2 separate regions of the Homo sapiens genome follow, and region 1 is linked to region 2. Evidence: chromatin loops called from intact Hi-C (ENCODE). Cell type or tissue: ascending aorta. All regions are shown on one strand. Links, peaks and the distances in the headings refer to the core of each region. The heading gives the core; the rest is flanking DNA. Region 1 overlaps ZC3H7B (zinc finger CCCH-type containing 7B). Region 2 has its middle 18 kb from the start of TOB2.

What was found. Peaks named below come from ENCODE experiments on the same cell type or tissue, not always from the same donor. Only the 100,000 strongest peaks of a DNase experiment are listed, where the experiment ranks them.
Region 1: a loop joins it to region 2, with 7 times the contacts of the local background. A loop is called at or near these places in 2 of 110 quality-filtered maps.

Annotation. Positions count from the first base shown.
Region 1 is chr22:41,359,476-41,362,310 of GRCh38, forward strand. It overlaps ZC3H7B (zinc finger CCCH-type containing 7B), which reads left to right. Exons shown (of 23, transcript NM_017590.6): 23 at 1-672. Among named protein-coding and RNA genes, the nearest start is that of TEF, 21 kb to the right of the region's middle. RefSeq lists enhancers at 521-1,043, 1,044-1,566. In ascending aorta, for the core only: no CTCF peak of the experiment used is centred there; no DNase peak of the experiment used is centred there.
Region 2 is chr22:41,427,398-41,430,303 of GRCh38, forward strand. No RefSeq gene overlaps it. Among named protein-coding and RNA genes, the nearest start is that of TOB2, 18 kb to the right of the region's middle. In ascending aorta, for the core only: no CTCF peak of the experiment used is centred there; no DNase peak of the experiment used is centred there; H3K27ac peaks cover 470 bases.

The DNA of each region.
Region 1 (2,835 bases), core at 1-2,500, 68 kb before region 2:
GTGATTCGGGCAGCCAGGGACAGGAGCCACCCTCCCCAGGCCCAACTCTGCTAGCTTCCCAGACCACCCCCATCGAGTGCGGAGAGAGTGGGAGTGCTCAGGGAAAGAAGGTGATTTGTATTTGTCTCCCCGCTGAAAAGAACAGGATTCAAGTCCAGAGTTTTCATCTTCAGCCTGTGATCTGTCCAGGGACCCTTGGGATCTGGGGCTTCCTGGCCTGGCCAGAGCTGGAGCCCCCACAGGGTAAGGAAGAGAGAGTGGGAGGCAGAGTGTGATGGGGAGGAGGGACAGGAAGACCCTTTTAATGATGAGGGTAACTATTTCAGTTGTGAGCCTTCTAGGGCCCCAGGCTGGGAGGCTCAGAGGACTGAATCTGGGACCTGTGTTCCCCCCGGCAGGCAGGGACAAGATGGCATGGCAAGCATGGGGGCGGGGTGGGTGGGGAGGGATGCTGCATTTCTCAGCTGGGCAGTAATCAATTTAATGGTCCTTTAAAATGTCTGTGTATTAAAAATTTAAGAATACCACACTTTAATATTAAATATTCATAAGGTCTAGTATCTTGATAATAATGTAGATGTTTTAATAACAATTTTTGTCCTTCTTAAAATAAAATGAAAGAAACTTGCTTCCCTTAGCCTTTGTTCTAGAAAATAAACTTGTGCACTTTGACCTCTGTCCCCGAGATGTCACTCCTGTTCCTCCCCACCTGGTACTTATATCCAGGGGCCTTAGCTGCTCTGTCCTCATGGGACAGACCTGGCCGGTACTAGCTACTCTGAGGAATGCTAAGCATTCCGAGGGGTGAGGGGCAGGTCTGTGTCCCTGTGTACACACGGAGGCCAGCCGACCCTGGCTCCGGCAGCATCTCACTGGCAGCGACACGCTGCCACTTGCCACCCTTCCCTGGCTCATCTGCAGCTTGCCTGCTCTCAGCCTTCCACGTGGGGCTGCCAGCGGTGCCCACACTTCCCTACATTTACGCTGCAGTGTGTGCCCAGCTGGGTTCCAGGACCCACCTCTGCCCTTTCTGGAGGTGGCTCTTGCAGGAAGGCAGGGACCATGCCTCGCCTATGATGCCCAGTGTGATCCCGACTGCAACCCTGGCTTCTGTGAACCCAAGGGAGACTGAAGTCACATGGGTCCAGTTTCCTCATCTTTAAAAGGAGCTGGCGGGGGGGCTGGGCACAGTGGCTCACACCTGTAATCCCAGCACTTTGGGAGGCCGAGGTGGGCGGATCAGCTGAAGTCAGGAGTTTGAGACCAGCCTGGCCAACATGGTGAAAACCCGTCTCTACTAAAAATACAAAAATTAACTGGGCATGGTGGCACATGCCTGTAATCCCAGCTACTTGGGAGGTTGAGGCAGGAGAATCGCTTGAACTCGGGAGGCGGAGGTTGCAGTGAGCTGAGATCGGTCCACTGCACTCCAGCCTGAGTGACAGAGCGAGACTCTGTCTCAAAAATAAATAAATAAAAGGAGCTGATATATTAGATCTGGAGTTCTCAGGGACTCAGTCTGCTGGGGTGGGAGGTACTTTGTCAAATCTTTTGGATTGTGCATGGCTGCAGGTGATAGAGGGGGTCCCATAGGGAGGGACTGCTCATGTCCAAGAGCAAGCTCTCACCAGACAGCTTTTTTTTCTTTTTCTCCTTTTTTTTTTTGAGACAGAGTCTCACTCTGTCACCCAGGCTGGAGTGCAGTGGCACGATCTCGGTTCACTGAAACCTTCACCTCCCAGGCTAAACTGATTCTCCTGCGTCAGCCTCTTCAGTAGCTGGGACTACAGGCACCCACCACCATGCCTGGCTAATTTTTGTATTTTTGGTAGAGCCAGGGTTTCACCATGTTGGCCAGGCTGGTCTCGAACTCCTGACCTCAAGTGATCCACCCGCCGCCTTGGCCTCCCAAAGTGCTGGGATTACAGGCATGAGCCACCACCATGCCCGGCTTCCCAGACAGCTTTAAACTGCAGTGTGGAGTGGACCAGGACAGCGGTTCAGGACCAGAGAATTGCCTGAAGACGGAGTCATTTGGGCCAGGTGTGCAGTAGACGCTCAGATGCTTGATAAATGATGGCACGAGGAACAAAAGCAGCCAGCTTTATTGAGCATCTTGGTTGCAGCAGGTACTGTGCAGCTAGTACATCCGTCCCTCACAGCAACCGTGGAAGTTCACTGTCCACATTTATAGCCCAGAGAGTTTCAGTGAAGGTTCCAAGGACCCTCAGGAAGGAGGCAGAAAAAAGATCGAGAACCACTGGGAACTGGGTATCGGCAAACGTCCCTTCCGCCCTGACATTCTGGAATTCACAGCACCTCTGGATGCACTGTGAAAAACCGAAGTGGCGTGGCAAGGCAGAGTTCCCGGAAGAAAAATACAGACTCATGCTTAGGCTGGAGAGATCGCGTGCCTGCATCAAGACCTTACAGGATTACTCCTGTAATCCTGCCTTGGGAGATCAAGGCAGGAGGATCACTTGAGGCCAGGAGCTTGAGACTAGCCTGAGCAACAGTAAAGCCGTATCTCTACAAAAAAAAAAAAAAAAAGTAAAATTAGCTGGGTATGGTGGTCCACACCTGTGGTCCTAGCTACTTGGGAGGCTGAGGTGGAAGGTTGGCTTGAGCCCAGGAGGTTGAGGCTGCAGTGAGTCATGATCACACCACCGCACTCCAGCCTGGGAGACAGAGCAAGATCCTGTCTCAAAAAAATAAAAATAAATAATAAAGGAACAATTAAAGAGTAAGACAAGCAGAGGCCGGGCTCAGTGGCTCACTCCTGTAATCCCAGCACTTTGGGAGGCAGAGGAGGGTGGATCACGAGGTCAGGAGTTC
Region 2 (2,906 bases), core at 188-2,687:
CTGCAGGCATATGCCACCATGGCTGGCTAATTTTTTTATTTTTTGTAGAGACATGGGAGTCTCACCATGTTCCCCAGGATGGTCTCGAACTCCTGGGCTCAAGCAATCTTTCTGCCTTTGCCTCTCAAAGTTCTAGGATTACAAGCATGAGCCATTGCCTCAGCTGAATATTGAATGTTTAATATAATGAATCAGGCCGGGCGCGGTGGCTCATGACTGTAATCTCAATACTTTGGGAGACTGAGGCAGGCGGATCATTTGTGGTCAGGAGTTCTAGACTGGCCTGGCCAATATGGTGAAAATCCTTCTCTACTGAAAATATAAAAATTAGCCGGACATGGTGGCATGCACCTATAATCCCAGCTACTCGGGAGGCGGAGGCAGGAGAATCGCTTGAACCTGGGAGGCAGAGGTTGCAGTGAGCCAAGATCACACCACTGCACTCTAGCCTGGGTGACAGAGCGAGACTCCATCTCATATAAAAATAAAAATAGTATAGTGAATCAGGCTGGGTGAGGTGGCTTATACCTGTAATCCCAGCACTTTAGGAGGCATGAGGATCACTTGAGCCCAGGAATTTGAGACGAGCCTGGGCAACATAGTAAGACCCTGACTCTACAAAAAATTAAAAGTAAAAAATTAACTGGGTGTCATGGCTTGAACCTGTAATCCTAGCTACTCGGGAGACTGAGGCAGGAGGATTGCTTGAGCCTGGGAGGTCACAACTGCAGTGAGCCATGATCATGTCACTGCACTCCAGCCTGAGTGACAGAGGAAGGAAGAACCTGTCTCAAAAAATAATAATAATAATAATAATATAGTGAATCAGGGCAGAGCTAGAAAAACAACCCAGGTGTCTGGGCCTCTGGGCCAAGACTCTTCTCCTGTCTGGACTTCCCAGCCCTGCCACAGCGCGGCAATAGTTTGACTAGGTTTTTGTGTCTTGGGTTGGGGGGGTCCCACCTGATGGCATATGGTTCTGCCCAGGGCTCAACCTATCATTATTTCCTCACATCTTTGGGAAAAGTGCCACCATACAGGGTCCTCCTAGGGCCCTCCACAGGGCTCAGGAGCCAGTGGGGCAAGAAGAGGTGCAGGCACAGGGACCATCTTGAATGGCCTAGCTGGACAGGGGCCTAGCCTGACTGTCCCCTGTTGTACAAATGGGACAGATGTCAAGAGGGGTTCAAAGTTACACAGTGAATTGGCAGCTTCAAGGACCTAGAACCTACTTCTCTCTGATAGTGAAATTCCCCAAATTAAAAATTCAGAGAATTGGCCGGGCGCGGTATCTCACACTTGTAATCCCAGCTCTTTGGGAGGCTGAGGTGGGCGGATCACCTGAGGTCAGGAGTTTGAGACCAGCCTGGCCAACATGGCGAAACTCTGTCTCTACTAAAAGTACAAAAATTGGCCAGGCATGGTGGCTCATGCTTGTAACCCCAGCACTTTGGGAGGCTGAGGCGGGTGAATCACGCCGTCAGGAGGTCGAGACCATCTTGGCTAACACAGTGAACCCCTGTCTCTACTAAAAACACAAAACATTAGTTGGGTGTGATGGCACGCACCTGTAATCCCAGCTACTCGGGAGGCTGAGGCAAGAGAATCACTTGAACTCGGGAGGCAGAGGTTGCAGTGAGCCAAGATCGCGCCACTGCACTCCAGCCCGGGCAACAGTGCAAGACTCCGTCTCAAAAAAAAAAAAAGTACAAAAATTAGCCTGGTGTGGTGGCACACACCTGTAATCCCAGCTACTTGAGAGGGTGAGGCAGGAGAATTGCTTGAGTCCAGGAGGCGGAGGCTGCAGTGAGCTGAGATCGTGCCACTGCACTCCAGCCTGGATGACAGAGCGAGACTCCATCAAAAAAAAAAAAAAAAAAAAAATCAGAACATGAGCTGGCTTATTTGCCTAGAGGCTTGGAGACCTCTGACTGGTTCCATTCTGACCATAGGCCCTGTCCAGGCAAAACTTGGGCAAGCTGGCCAGGCCTAGAGAAAGGAGAAAGGCATGCCCCTCTACCCCGACTCACTCATGGGGAGGTGGCGGTGGTGAGGACCAGAAAATGGCATCCCCTTGGCCTAGGGGCACTGAGTCAGGCAATGATGAGGGGTTCTCCTGCTGCCATGACTCACCCTCCCACCACCCACCTGTCTGCCTCTCCAGGGAGAAATTCCCGGGTTTTGGGACGGACATTGAGGGTCACGTTTCATCCCCAGACAGAAGGCTAGGCCCCTGGAGAGAAGGAGTGGGATTCAGTGTGCTTCGCGCGACACTGTCTTGCTAGGAGACAAGCAGCCTCCCACCTTGGCAGAGGGCAGGGCTGGGGCAGCCCAGGCTCTGCTCAAAGGACAGTTTTCTTTTCTTCCCCAGCCTGGTCCTGCCAGCAGCTTGGGTTTCAGTCTGTATGCTGATGCAAGGAGCATACTGGCCTGGATTGTCTGGTGGCATTTAAGGATGGACAATAATGGCCATGATGATTAAAATGATACTCGCCGTTCACCAAGTTGTTTACTGCAGGCCAGCCACCGTGCTCCGTATTTTCCACCCATCATTTCTTTTAATTTTCACAAGTAGGTACAATTATCATCCCTATTTTCTTCCTCTTTTTTTGGTCTTCTTATTTTTTTTCCTTTTTTTTTTTTTTTTTGGAGATGGAATTTCACTTGCCACCTAGGCTGGAGTGCAGTGGCGCGATCTCGGCTCAGCTCGCTGCAGCCTCTGCCTTCTGGCTTCAGCCTTCCAAGTAGCTGGGATTACAGGTGTGCGGCACCGTGCCTGGCTAATTTTTTTGTGTCTTTGTTTTTTTTGTTTTGTTTTGGTTTGGTTTTTTTTGAGATGTACCCTTGCTCTGTCACCCAGGCTGGAGTGCAGTGGCGTGATATCGGCTCACTGCTACCTCCACCTC